Linked DNA regions of Homo sapiens: region 2 is linked to region 1. Evidence: chromatin contacts called from ENCODE Hi-C or POLR2A ChIA-PET data. All regions are on one chromosome and are shown on one strand. The core of a region is the stretch at or near the end of the contact, and the rest is flanking DNA. Distances in the headings are between cores, read along the strand shown.

Region 1 (7,699 bases), core at 5,076-7,575:
TTCTTGGAGAAGGTTAAAAACAATGAACATTTTTAAAAAGAATTTTTTGGCCGGGCGTGGTGGCTCACACCTGTAATATTGGCACTTTGGGAGGCCTAGGCGGGCGTATCATGAGGTCAGGAGATCGAGACCATCCTGGCCAGCATGGTGAAACCCCATCTCTACTAAAAATACAAAAATTAGCCAGCAGTGGTGGCACGTGCTTGTAGTGCCAGCTACTCAGGAGGCTGAGACAGGAGAATCGTTTGAACCCAGGAGGTGGAGCTTGCAGTGAGCCGAGATCGTGCCTCTGCACTCCAGCCTGGGTGACAGACTGAGACTTTTTGCTTTCATGCCACATCTTATCTCATGAAAATCCCAGATTTTGCAATACCAGAAGGTTCTTTCTTGGAATTATTTTTCTCCTCAAAGAATATCTTAAAATATCTCATAGCAGGGAAAAACAGAAAAATAAATATGCACACTCAGCAATTAAGGTTTTCCATCCCCTGTAAGAGACAGGCAGTAAATGAAAATAAAAGAGCATATAAGCTGCTTCTTCCCCAGCTCAGCTCAGATGGGAGGTGTCATGCGCGGTCATTGCAGGCGAGAACCCCTTGCTTCTGTAGGAATCATAGCTAGTGGCTGGTTTGTAAGCTGGGAACACTGCAAGGGCAGGGGCATGCCTGTCTACTGCAGCACTGTCCCCCAAAATTCTGGATGGATATGTGATCTTAACACCCTTCAATTACAGAGGGATTAGCAAGTGAAACACAGAGTTAAGAAGCACTGACAGGGCGAGGTGCAGTGGCTCATGCCTGTAATCCCAGCACTTTGGGAGGCCGAGGCGGGCGGATCACAACGTCAGGAGATCGAGACCATCCTGGCTAACACGGTGAAACCCCGTCTCTACTAAAAATACAAAAAATTAGCTGGGCATGGTGGCGGGCACCTGTGGTCCCAGCTACTCGGGAGGGTGAGGCAGAAGAATGGTGTGAATCCGGGAGGCAGAGCTTGCAGTGAGCCAAGATCACGCCACTGCACTCCAGCCTGGGCGACAGAGCAAGACTCCGTCTCAAAAAAAAAAAAAAACAAAAAAACACTGACACTTAGCTAATGGTAACTTGAGTATAGCACTTGGTCACTCTTTGGGGTTTTTTTTGGTTGTTGTTGTTGTTGTTGTTTCTGAGATGGAGTCTTGCTCTGTCACCCAGGCTGGAGTTCAGTGGCGCGATCTCGGCTCACTGTAACCTCTGCCTCCTGGGTTCAAGCAATTCTCCTGCCTCAGCCTCCCAAATAGCTGGGATTACAAGCATGCACCACCACGCCAGCTAATTTTTGTATTTTTAGTAGAGATGAGGTTTCACCATGTTGACAAGGCTGGTCTTGAACTCCTGACCTCATGATCTGCCTGCCTCAGCCTCCCAAAGTGCTGGGATTGCAGAAGTGAGCCACCATGCCCGGCCAGCACTTGGTCACTCTTTAAACACCTACACATATGCTATTAATTTTTATCCCCAATATGAGTTTGTCACGTGTGCAGGAAAGGTATCTTTATTTCAGAAGAGCTAAGTAATTTGCTTAAAGTCACACAGAAGTGAAAGCATGATTAAGTTTTCCTTTTGGACTGATCAATATTCAACATATTGCACATTCTTTTGTTTATTTTCTCTCTCTCTCTCTCTCTCTTTAGAATATAACCCCCTATCAGCAAGAACTTCTCTGTTTTATTTACGACTGTTTCCCTGGCATCTAGAATAGACCTGGTACTTGGTAGCCATTGAATAAAAATGTGCATTACTTTTATTACTGTTGTTGTTATCATTGTCATTGCATCATACTTCCCAAGAAAGGCTTCTTGTGGAAAAGTCATCTGAGCTGAGATATGAAGGGTGAGGGGCAGGAACGAGGCCAAAAGTGATGGGTGGAGTTTCAGGCAGATGGAACCACAAGGGCAAAGGCCTAGAGGCAGGAAGGAGCATATAGGGAGAATGAGGTGCTAAGAAAAGTCAGTGCCGCTGAACAGAAAGCAGGGAGCTCAGTGTCTGGAGAGGAAGCATATACTCTATGACTATTACAGCCTTTATGGACTGTAGCAGTAGCTGCCCAGCTGGTCTAACCACTCCACATACCCTGCACTGTGACCAAAGCCAACTTTTTAAAATTTTAATCTGTTCAGATCCACCTCTTCCTTGATGTCCACTAAGGCCTTCACACCCTGCTCCAGCCCTGCCTGGCCCGGCCCTCAACAATAGCCAAGGTGATATGGTTTGGCTCTGTGTCCTCACCCAAATCTCATGTCAAACTGCAATTGCCAGTGTTAAAGGAGGAGCCTAGTGGGAGTTGACTGAATCATGGGGACAGACAGCCCCTTTGCTGTTCTTACGATAGAGTTCTCATAAGACCTGGTTGTTTAAATGTGCGTAGCACCTCCTGCTTTGTTCTCTCTCTGCTACTCCACTGTGTGAAGACATGCCTGCTTCCCCTTGGCCTTCCATCACGATTGTAAGTTTCCTGAGGCCTCCCAGAAGCAGAAGCCTGTATAGCCGGCAGAACTGTAAACCAATTAAACCTCTTTTTTAAATAAATGACCCAGTCTCAGGTATGTCTTTATAGTAGTGTGAGAACAGACTAATACATAAGGCAATCATGAAGAACCAAACCAGGAGACTTGAACTACAGCTCTCAAAACCTGCTACACTGCAAGCATGAAGGGGATGCAATATTGACATATGAACCGATAGACAGTGGACTGCCAGCATAGGATAAGATCCAGAAACAGACCACACATATGAAGCCATTTGATTTATGATAAAAGTGACGTGACAAGCATGGAAGTTAGGAGGTGAATAAACTTTTCAAGAAGCGTTGCTTGATGGATTGGCTTTCCATATAGAAAAAAATGTGTCTTGACAGCTATCATGCCATATACAAAAAAAAATCAATTCCACACACATTTCAAATCTACACAAGAAGGGCAATATAATCACACTTTTAGAAAAAAAAGACTAGATCTTTATGAGTAGAACAGTCAAAGATTTCTTAAATAGGATAGAGAAAGCATTAACCTACAGCAAAAATAATATTAAACTATATTAAAATTAAGAATCTCTTTTCATCAAACACCTCATTAGAAGAGTGAAAAGGTGGCATGGAGACTTGAAGATATTGGCATTACATTATACCCAACAAAGGACTTGTATCAGCAATAAATAGCACCTACAAATCAGTAAGTTAAAGGGACAATTCAATGGAAAAATCACCGAAAGACTTGAATAGGTACTTCATAAATGAGGGTATTCAGTTGGCACCCATATATATAAAAAGCTGTGCAGCTACATTATCAAGAAAACAAAAAGTGAAATCACAAAGAGATACTACTATGTGCACAACAGAATGGGGAAAATAAAAAAGACTGAAATACTCAGTGTTTGGCAAGCAAACAAAGCAGCTTGGAGCTCATACCCTGCTGGTGAGGGTGTACATCAGCACTGGAAAACTGATCATCAGTATTTAATAAGCTGAATACATACACTCTCATACCCTGCTGGTGAGGGTGTACATCGACACTGGAAAACTGATCATCAGTATTTAATAAGCTGAATACGTACACCTCATTACCCAGAAATCACAGTCCTCGGTACATATTCAGCAGAAATGTACACACGAGTTTACCAAAATACTTTTACTAAAATATTCATAGCAGCTCTATTCAAAATAGCCCCAAATTGGAACCTGTCCACAGGCTCAGCAACAATAGAATGGATCAATAAATTGTAGTATATTCACAGAGTATAATACCTAATACCACACAGTTACTGAATGAATAATCTACAGCTCCATGCAAGAATATCATTAAAATCTCACAAACATAATGTTGAATGAAAGAAGTCATATTTGAAGTGTCAATCAAGGAAAATGACCGAGTGAAGTCTCAATCATTTTAGAAGGTTTATTTGCCAAAGCTAAGGACATGCCAAGGAGACAGGTCTGTGCTTTCTCTGAAGACGATTTCGAGGGCTTCAATATTTAAAGGGGAAAGGGCTGGATATTGAAAAATACACAATTTTCTTGTGAAAGGGGGATTAGGGGAAAATAGCCATTCATGCCTCTGTCTGACTCAGTGAATTTGCAGTTATACATAAGACAATACAGACAATAGGGCAGAGGGAAGAACCAGACATGCATTTGTCTCAGCTGGGCAGAGGGATGGCTTTGAGTTCTGTCCTATGTCCTCGCACCTGTGAAGACAAGCCATCAATTTACATTGCCATGGTGAAATTTAACAGAAACACTTTAGGGTAAGAATCTTGGGGCCCAACAGGAATTTCCTGGTGGGTAAAATGTGAGGGAGGTATGTAGCTTTTCATCTTTGTGGCCATCTTATCTAGGAACCAAAATCGGAGGCAGGTTTGCATGACCCGGTTCCCAGCTTGACTCTTCCCTTTGACTTAGTGAGTTTGGGGTCCCAAGATCTATTTTCCTTTCACAGAAGGAAGTCAATACTGAGAGAAAAGAGAATATATCACAATTCTATTTTTACTTTAAGAAACGGCAAAACTTCATCAGTGCTGTTATGCTCTATGTGGGATTGTGGTTACCCTTAACAAATAGTGACTGGTAGGAGTATGAAAATGTCTTCTGCGGGTGCTTGTTTCTTAACCTCTTTGCTGGTTACATGGTGAATTTCCATTGGTGAAAATGCATCTAGTTGCCCACTTAGGATATGGGTGCTTTTCTAAATGTATATTATACTTGTGAAAATTCTCAGAATCAAAATGGAGTCACTTGTGACAAACCCTAATAAAATGGAGTTGGGAGGCCTTGAAGAGAGGGTCTTCATGCATATTTCCCTGATAGCAAGAACGATCACAGAGAATGGACAAACCACACCTTGCAGTTAAGGTCATTCTTATGAGAGCACCTTTCCAATAACAGCCAGTCCTAACTGAAACCTTTTAAGTAGCCATATATATATATATATACATATACACACATAATACTTTAAGTTCTAAGTCAGTGTCACTTCTGTGAAGACCCTCTCCTAAAAATGGCCAGTACACACATCACTGCCTGTGATAAGCCTCTGTAGACAATGAACTTTTGCTTCAAAGCAACCTGCATATACTTCCCCTCTTTGCCTTTAAAAGTTTCCCTAGCCTCAACTTCCCCAGATGCATCTATAGTTTGCTATAGCACATGTATTCCAAATTATAATTCCTCTGCCATTTCTCAGTAAACTAATTTCTTTACAGAACCACTCTGCCTGTTGTTATTTTAGGTTGACACACTTCAATAAAAAGCTTAAACAAGGTGTGCGGAACTGCTGTGTGCCTCAACCTTGGTGGTGGTCAAAGAAATCTACCTATGTGATAAAGTTGCATGGAACTAAATACCCACACACACAACAGAGAGCACATAAAACTGGAGAAATCTGAGGAAGTGGGTACATTGAAAATAACTTTTTTCCTCCATTCTTCATGAGTTCTTAGCCGGAACTCCCTGTGATGGAAGACAGATTAACAAGAGAAAAACAAACAAGTTTGGAACCGCCTTTGCAAAATTATGACTGAGACAATGAAGGAGATCTAACCTAACTGACTCCATCTTACTTCTAACCTTTAAGCTGTCCTTGTTCCTTCCTGGGCTTAGGCTGAACTAACTTTGGTAGGAACTTGGTTTATAGTTTAAAACAAAGACAAAAACAGCCCTTTCCTAGAACAAACCTTCTTGCCTGGGGACTAGACTGCCTCTGTAGGAATAACAAATTAGCCACAAGATTAGAAATTAAGGTTTAGGAGTCATGCAGCTGGAGGCTACAAGATTCTGACCCTCCCTAAACTGCTCCTGAGATCAGGGCTTGAGATATTTTGCAGACCCAGCACTTGATGGACCAGCTGGCCCCGCCCAGATCGATGAACTGGTTTATCCGATCTTGTGGCCCCCACCCAGGAACCGACTCAGTGCAAGGGGACAGCTTCAATTTCCCATGATTTCATCTCCTACCTAACCAATCAGCACTCTTGGCTCACTGGCTTCCCCCCACCCACCAAGTTGCCCTTAAAAATTCTGATCCCCAAATGCCCTGGGAGACTGATTTGAGTAATAATAAAACTCCAGTCTCCCGCACAGCCGCCTCTGCGTGAATTACTCTTTCTCTATTGCAATTCCCCTGTCTTGATAAATCAACTCTGTCTAGGCAGCAGGCAAGGTGAACCCACTGGGTGGTTACAAGTTTAATAACACAAATACCTCCTGTATATGTAAGAGATACCCAGAGAGATGAGTAAATTAGAGTAGATCTCAAAGAGTTGTCTTCAGGCTTAAATGCCATTACTCGCTGAAACATAGGAGGATGTGGGCAAAGTTCTGGTTAAGGTGAGATGGCCAGGAAGAGCACCATAAACCCAGGGTAAGGTTTGTTATCAAATTTAAGTCTTCTCCATTGATTAGAGTCTCTAGTGATTTAGTCATCCTCCTCTTCCTGGTGCACAGAGGGAGACGCCCTTACAAATAGAGATTTCCTTTATAGACATCAATTTCCTTACAAAAGGAACTCTGCTTTCAAAGCTTTTCCTGTGCCTGCCTTTTCCCAAAATAATCAGCACAAAATAATCCTTATGCCAAAGAGGCATGTTTTGGGGAGATATGCCCTGAGCCCCATCATTGTCATTGTCAATTTCATGGTTGTTATGCTGTATTAAAATTATGCAAGATGCCAGACGTGGTGGCTCACACCTGTAATCCCAGCATTTTGAGAGGCTAAGGCAGGTGGATCACCTGAAGTCAGGAGTTCGAGACAGCTTGACCAACACGTTGAAACCCCGTCTCTACTAAAAATACAAAAAAAAATTAGCCAGACATGGTGGTGGGTGCCTGTAATCCCAGCTACTCCGGAGGCTGAGGCAGGATAATCCCTTGAGCCTGGGAGGTGGAGGTTGGAGTGAGCCGAGATTGCGACGTTGCACTCCAGCCCGGGTGACAAAGTGAGACTCTGTCTCAAAAAAAAAAAAAAAAAAAAAAAAAAAGGCAACATGTTACCATTTGGGTAACAACTGGGGTCTCTCTATTTGTTTCTTACAACTGCATGTAAACCTACAATTATCTAAAAATGAAGTTTTTTTTTAAGTGTGTGTATATGTCTAGAAAAGACCTTGAAAAGGTGTTAAGTCATGACATTGGCAGTGGATAAGTATAAGATGATGAATAGGATTAGGCAGAGAAACGAAAGGTGAGTCTTGCTCAGTGTATTTATGTATCCTTGAATCTTTTTCTATAAGAATGTATTCATATGTCATGTTGTGTATTTTAAGAAAAAAAGACAATTTCTTTACTCTCCCCACCCCCAAAAAAATTGATTTCCAACTCTCCCAGACCAACTGAGTTGTTCAGGCATAAATTAATAAAACACATTTTCACCCCAAGGTCAAACATACAGTGGCCCTTATGGGCACTGATTGGTTATATAAAGTAGTTAAGTTGGTGATAATTACACTAGCATAGAAGCTTTAGGAAGCCTCTGGACCTGCTGCAAAAATAGCCACCAAATTCTGAAGTGGCTGAAGGTCCTTTCAAATCCCAGTCGCCTCCTGCTGCATGATCAGAGTGTCCCAGCATGATCCTATCTGCCTCAGTGCCTGAGGAATGGTAAGCAAGCCATGGGAATTCTGTATGAACCCCAGAGAGAGCACCTGCCAGGGAAACTGTGTGACTGATTAGG
Region 2 (7,158 bases), core at 3,930-6,429, 35 kb after region 1:
ATTTTTAGTAGAGATGGGGTTTCACTGTGTTAGCCAGGACGTTCTTGATCTCCTGACCTCATGATCCGCCTGCCTCGGCCTCCCAAAGTGCTGAGATTACAGGTGTGAGCCACCGTGCCGGGCCAACGGCTGGCTTTTTAATACTTACCTTATAGCCATTTTTAAACTGAGAAGCTTAAACTGAACATATAATCAAATTTTGTGTTAAAGAAGTGAGATTTTAGCAGCATTTTTGAGTTTTGAAGTCCAAAACCATCTCAAGGCATAGGAGCCCTAGCCTCAACTGAAGTTGAATTTTTGTAGGGATTGTTAATTGCCATTTGTACCTAATCCTGTATGTGTGTGTGTGTGTATGTGTATATATATATATATGAAATATGATCTGTCACTATGTGACACAAGTTGCATATTTGGGACTGCAGTAAGGGCTTGGTGGGCTGGGGGAATAGTGTGGATTTTTTTTTTTTTTTTTTGAGATGAAGTCTTGCTCTTGTCGCCCAGAGTGGAGTGCAGTGACGCGATCTCGGCTCACTGCAACCTCCACCTCCCAGGTTCAAGCGATTCTCCTGCCTCAGCCTCCTGAGTAGCTGGGATTACAGGGGTCTGCCACCATGCCCGGATAATTTTTGTACTTTTAGTAGAGATGGGGTTTTGCCAATAGTATGGATATTTAATGACTACTTGTTTTTTAATTAATGAACACTTAGCCTTTCTATGTGCATAATGGTGTAAAGGTTAGATGGGTAGGCGTTTGACAAACAGATGCTTGCCATTCAGTTACAGACTGGGGAAATAGCTCAGTATTTGGGATTGAAACTGTAAAGACTGGATAGGTTTTAGTCATCACTCTCTTTTGTCTGGTGGGGATTTAATAAATACTTTCAAGCTTCTGGTTTGGGAATTTAGAGAGTTTTGATTTTGGATTTGTAAATAGTTGATTGCTAAATTTGGTCAGATTTCTCCCGACTGGCTGTTCCTCAATTCTTAGGATATGTCCCAGTAAAATTGCACTTTGTGAATTAATTGTTATATGCGTAATTGTTGCATTTTGGATATACCTAATTTGATAATTTTTTTAAAATTCCATTTAAGGTATCTATTTGCAGGTCAGAAAGTAAGAAAATGTAATTGTGTAATCCTCTGAAATGTAAAAAAAAAAAAAAAACAAAACAAACAAAAAACCTTCGGGGCTGGAATACAAAGGCATGAATCATGAACCCTCTGCTCAAGGAGTCAGGGCAGATGGGAGCTAAACAGGCATTCAGAAGGCTTATTATCTTGTTAACACTCGGTGACAACTCCTACCATAGAGGTAAGCACATGGTGGCCTGCCTGGAAGGCGACCCAGGCTGATTCTTTAAGGAAAGGGTAAACAGTATTTGCCCTGCCTCTGCTGAATCAGCTTCACATTCCTGCTCCCCAGCAGGCATGTTCGACACAATGGCGAGTCCCTCCCTTCCCCAGTGCCACACATGGGATGAACCAGTGTCACTTAGCATTAAATATTGCATAACTGATGTGCTCTGTTTTGGGATTAGACATATTCTGTGCCAGAAATAATACAACTGAGAATAATTGCTAAAAGGGACCAAGATAAGAACCTACACTTAGGAAAGAACTAGAGAGAGCTAGGAAATACTAGGAATGTCACAAAACACAAAAGGGTTTTGATTTTGATTATCTTGTCCCATTACTCAGAGGGGCAATCCTTGCAGTGTTTCCATATCCCTCTACACAGTTTCCAACCTGTGCCCACCAAATTAAAGCAACAACAAAAACCCTCCAAATTTCTTAAATCCATGCTGCATTCTTGTGTCTGACTACAATACTGGTAGAGATGGGAAGGGTTTCTTGGTGCATTTAAGGAAAACTTTGTTTCAGACACCCCATATACCACCAAAGCCATCACTGCTAGGCTGGTGATGGTTTAGATCTCTAGATCAGTGGTTCTCAAACTTGAACATTCCTTAGTATCCCCTGGAGGGCTTGTGAAAACATAGACTGTTGGGCACACTATCCCCAGAATTTCTGATTTGGTAGCTGTGGGGTGGAGGCCAGGTAAACAGGTGATGCTGATGTGGATGCCCTGGGGACACTCTTTGAGAACCACTGCCATAGGCAATTTCTAAGGGCATGGGTGATCCGCCTTTTACAATCTCTCTGATGCCTCATGCAGTCAGGACAGACATGTGGATGTGAAAAGGATAGGGGCCAGCAGGATTCCTAAATGCACTCATTAACACATGGTGCATTCCTTACTATGATGTTCCTGCCTCAGTCAGTCGCTGTTAGGAATTTTACTAACCACGAGAAGAGCCAGAGGACAGGAAAAAGAATCTAAGCTGGTCATCAGGTGACCAAGGTTTTGGTCAGGACTCGTCTACTTGCTTGGTGGTTGATTTCAGGGAAGTAACCTACATTATCTGTTACTGTTTGGTCTTCTCAGTGGAAAGTTCTCTCATCACATTAGGCTCTTAATATGACAAAAAGAAACTTAGGAAAGCAGTTTTTAAAAAGCAAAGTTTATTCTTGTTTTGTTTCTGTTTGGCTGCTTATCATACAGCAGAACAGACTACTGAAAACTGGACATTCAAAGCCTGAATTTCAAGACCTCACACTTGACACTTCCATGAAAGCAGGCAAAAGACTCAGGTGCAGGCAAGGAAAGGGGCTTCCACTGGTAGACAAGACCTTCATGCTTAGCCTTTGGTAACAAATGTCCAACAAGGAATGGCAGGTGATTTGGATGGTGGTAGGAGCGTAACAAAGAGGAATCTCAGAGCAGGGCATGTGTAAAGTTCCAGGCAGGGAGCAGCAGTGCTATTTCTCAGGACTCAGCAAGTCCTAGCTTGCAGGAGTGGTTTCAGGACAGGAGTCTCATCCCCGGATATTATGAGCCCCTCCTACCCATTTCAAATCACCTCCTAGGCTGGGTGCCAGATATTAACTAGACGGCTTCCACGAAGCAAGCTTGGATCAATGCTGGGTTTGCACCAAAGAAGGAATCCTTTAATCCCTCCCCTTCTTTTTTAGAGACAGGGTCTCACTACATTGCCCAGGCTGGTCTTGAACTCCTGGCCTTAAGTGATCCTCCCACCTCAGCCTTCTGAGTAGCTGGCATTACAGGTGTGAGTCGTTGCACCCAGCTGAATCCCCTCTGACTGAGAAAAGAACTGGCGCCAAGCTGAGCCTGAACTTGCTAATGGTATGAGTCAAGGAGTGTGCCCAATTAAGTTAATGGGCTCATCCATTGCCATGTGGACTATACAGTACCTGCTACCCCAAAGAGGCAGAGTCTGTTTTCCCACCTTGGGGGTGGCCTTGATCGTGAGACTTGCTTCGTCTAATAGAATGAGATAACAGTGACCGAGCACTACTAGTTTTGAACCTAGGTCTCGAGAGACCTTAATGCTTTTTTTTTTTTTTTTTTTTTTTTTTTTTTTTCTGTTTTGATCTTCTGCCATGGCCATGAGAAGGACATGCCCAGACTAGGTCACTGGTCCTGTGAGGAGGATGAGAGCTGTGTGGGGCAGAGCTGCCTCAGCTAAATTCTACCAGCCAAGCCCAGGCTAGAGCAGTGACCCCAGATGATCCCCCAAATGCACGAATGAACCCAGCTGAGGTCAGTCAAGTTCAGTACAGCTCAGCAGCCAACCCTCAGCTGATCCACTGACACATAAGCCACAATAATAAGTGCTCATTGTCTTAAGGTACTGAGTTTGGGATAATTTGTTACACAGCAAGAGGTAACTGATACAAGTGGCTACTATGTTAAGCTTGGGGATACCAACATGAATTAACACTAAATATCCACCTGCAAGTAACTTACAATGTAATGAGGAAGCAACAGTTACAATAAGGTAAGTGATATATGCTACTAGAGTTAGGGTTAGAGTTAGAGAACTTGAGAGGAACTTAACGGGTGCTATAAAAAAGGAACTCAATAGGTGCCATTCGGGTTCAGAGAAACAAGGCACAAACTCTGCCTTGGAGGTTAGCAAAGCCTGAGAATGAGAGTCTTGTCTACCAGTGGAGGCTCCCTTTCATTGCCTGCTTCTCAGGCAGAAAGGAAGTTTTCTCCAAAATAACACATGTGCCAAGCAAGGTGTGGACAAATAACCAGACAGCTCTGAGCATGCCCTGCATCGAACACTAGACCAATTGCTTATGGTTGGAAACAATTGAGATCAGACCCAAGGTTTGACTCACATAGGAACAAGTTAACTTCCTGGGATCCAGGGCAACAGAATCCACCTTCACCTCCAGTGGGCCATCTTGCGAAGGAAAGCTGTTGGACTCTAAAGGTGCAGTGGGGTCGGTCCATATCCATGGCCAATCCTGAGTGAGGGCCTTGCTGATGTGGAGAACCCCAGCTTAGTCACTGAGCAGGCATCTCCTTGTCCAAATACCAAGGACAGACACCGCAGGCCACCGACCACTGTAACAGCAAAATAAATTTGTTCCAGGGAAAATGCTAAACATGTGACTGATTTTTTTCCTGTAGTTCTTAAAAAAAAAAAATTCCCTGTGCATCTTGATGATGCATCATTTGTAAGATGCTTTGTTTGCCTACAGTGGTGTCTGGTGGAGGACTAGGGATGGACACTCTAATTCAGAAAGTAAAGAAAAGTAATTGACAGCTTTCCTTCTGTAATTTTGTTTGAGTTCATAAAATAGAGAATTGCTGTAAGCCTAAAAGCAACTGATGGCTGACACCAAAATCGAAACATGGATATGCTCAGCCTGACATCTTAGGAAGCCGCCAACGATACTGTGTGCAAGCCCATCACCCAGCATCTCCCTGGGTATCCCAGGCTTCTTAACCAGAGGAACTTGCACAGAGAAACCAAATTGTGGATGGTTACAGCCATGTGAGTAGGGCTGATCTATCTTTACCTGACAACTGCACATGCAAGGTTAGCCCTTGTTCTGAAGAGCAGATTCTTCTCTGAAATCTGATGCTCTTTGTCTGGACTTTTCAGAAGGAGAGAGAGCATAATGCTTAATTTTATAAGTGACTGATTTGAACTGTGTAACGTCTAGAGATATTTCTCAGAGGTTTACTATCGGTCACAAAAAATATAACATGACTCAGAGAAGAACTGATTTCCCTTTTTTGAAAAGTAGAGAAGCCACAGGGCAAACAAATGAGGCAGCTTCCCCTGGCTCATGCGGAAAGATTGACGTCAATCTCCAAGTAGCTGAGACAGCTCACGCTTGCTTGGGCTCATGAGGAAGAAGTGGAAATCTCTGTGCCACAAAACCCAAAGGCATAATGTCAAAACCCCATCTGTAAGCAGGAGAGAGCTTCAAGGCTGGATGGGCCATGGTCTGATTACAGAGCCAGTTTCACAAAAGACATGGGGTTTACAGCATCACAGGGAGAAAGAGGAGATCGTCAGTTAAATGAAAGAGAACAGTGGATAAAATGACTCTTTTAAGTGTGCTGCCTTTCAGTTCACTGGCTCACAATTTAATGGCAAATAACCAGAAAAATGCCACAAGTCGTCCTTGCTATGAAGTCTCCAAACTCTAGCTAGGTTTAATGGTGCAACATCTGCATATTTGTATTAGTCTGTTTTCATGCTGCTGATAAAGATATACCTGAGAGTGAGCAATTTACAAAAGAAAGAGGTTTAATTGGACTTATAGTTCCACATGGGTGGGGAGGCCTCACAATCATGGCGGAAGGCAAGGAAAAGCAAGTCACGTCTTACGTGGATGGCAGCAGGCAAAGAAAGAGAATTTGTGCAGGGAAACTCCCATTTTTAAAACCATCAGATCTCATGAGACTCATTCACCATCATGAGAACAGCTCAGGAAAGACCGCCCCCCACCCCCATAGTTCGATCACCTCCCCTTATGGGAATTGTGGGAGTTACAGTCAAGATGAGATTTGGGTGGGGACACAGCCAAACCATATAAATATTCCAGCTGCCACTTTGCAGAGTAAATGGTGAGAAGTGATTGGAATCTGGATATAGAGTGCAGGTCAAGCTGACAAATTTTGTATATGGTTTACATGTAGAGCATGAGAGAAAAGAGAAGGCAAGGATTACACCAAGGCCATGACCTGAACAGCTCTTGCCTCGGTGCCTCCAGGTGTGTGGGATGTGTTTGCTTTCTGCTTCTACCTTTCTGGTGCTACTATCAACTTTTTGTCCAGGAACCCCTTGTCTATGGAGTTGTGCCTTCCAGTGGTGTAGACCATCTGCTTCTTCTTCCCAAACCAGGAAACCGAAATGCCACAAAACAGCGCATGCCCTTACTGCGTGTGAAGTCCTTCGGCATTTTATCTTCTCTTCCATTAGTTGTATTTTTTAAAAAGTTTCTCAAAATCCACTACACAGATTCTCTATCCTCTATCGAGTCATGACCCACAATTTTGAAAATCACTCTTTCAGACAACACTGTATGAGAATATTTTTCCTGCTTGAAGCCAAGGGAGAAATAACACTGCTTCTATCCCCAGGCACACTCTAAAGGACACTGGAGAAAGGGGACAGAACCAGCAGCAGGTGCCCACACGTCAGGAAACACTCATCCGCTGAAACAGCTGAGCTTGCCTGGAGATTTGCAAGCAATATATCCAGGAACAACTCCTGGGCTTTTCTCCTGCTGAGCTCCCAGGATCACTCCCTTAGACTCAAATTGTCACCCCCAACTCGCTGTGGTGGCTGCATGGTCCAGATGGCGCTGCACCAACCACTCCTCTGGGGCTGGGACTCTAGGAAGCAAGTGACACACCTTCTTAAGACTAACCCGCAGGTCGGCTTTCTTATTTTTTTTTAAGCAATAATCTCTATGGAGACACCAACAGAGGGTAACAGTAATCATCAACAGAGAGAAGGCTTCGGAACACACAACACTTTCAGAATATGACAGTTTATAATGTCTTGGCCCATATCTACTGTGAAGCAGCAACATCAGTCTTCCAGCCTCTGACCATCACTCTCCTTTGTGAAGGCCCAGCAAGGAGCCCTTTCTAGTCCATGTTGATCAGCCACCTGCCTTGAGGAACTCGATTTAGGCTGTTTTATAACCATTGATTTGTGTTCATTAACTTAAACCTCGTCTCTTTTTAATGGGTTCTTCTATTAGTCTTAATAGTTTTTAATTTGTAATTAAAGTTTCCTAGAGTCACAAATTAAATATCAT

Evidence for each region. Hi-C counts contacts between places; a loop is a spot of excess contacts on that map. ChIA-PET counts read pairs that join two places held with the same protein, here RNA polymerase II (POLR2A). Pooled maps may share reads with other maps.
Region 2: a map of natural killer cell shows a loop between it and region 1 (2.1-fold over the local background). The contact joins two enhancer-like sites. A Hi-C loop is called at or near these places in 1 of 168 maps with a recorded cell type or tissue (natural killer cell) and 7 of 50 pooled maps. POLR2A ChIA-PET finds 5 or more read pairs at or near these places in 2 of 52 experiments (OCI-LY7 and activated naive CD4-positive, alpha-beta T cell).

The regions. Positions count from the first base shown.
Region 1 is chr2:234,268,051-234,275,749 of GRCh38, forward strand. No RefSeq gene overlaps it. Among named protein-coding and RNA genes, the nearest start is that of LINC01891, 180 kb to the right of the region's middle. Within about 2 kb of position 6,326, at least 2 of the 41 ENCODE cell types and tissues checked have a DNase peak (open chromatin) inside an H3K27ac peak, as active enhancers do.
Region 2 is chr2:234,303,797-234,310,954 of GRCh38, forward strand. No RefSeq gene overlaps it. Among named protein-coding and RNA genes, the nearest start is that of LINC01891, 150 kb to the right of the region's middle. RefSeq lists an enhancer at 5,247-5,386. Within about 2 kb of position 5,180, at least 5 of the 41 ENCODE cell types and tissues checked have a DNase peak (open chromatin) inside an H3K27ac peak, as active enhancers do.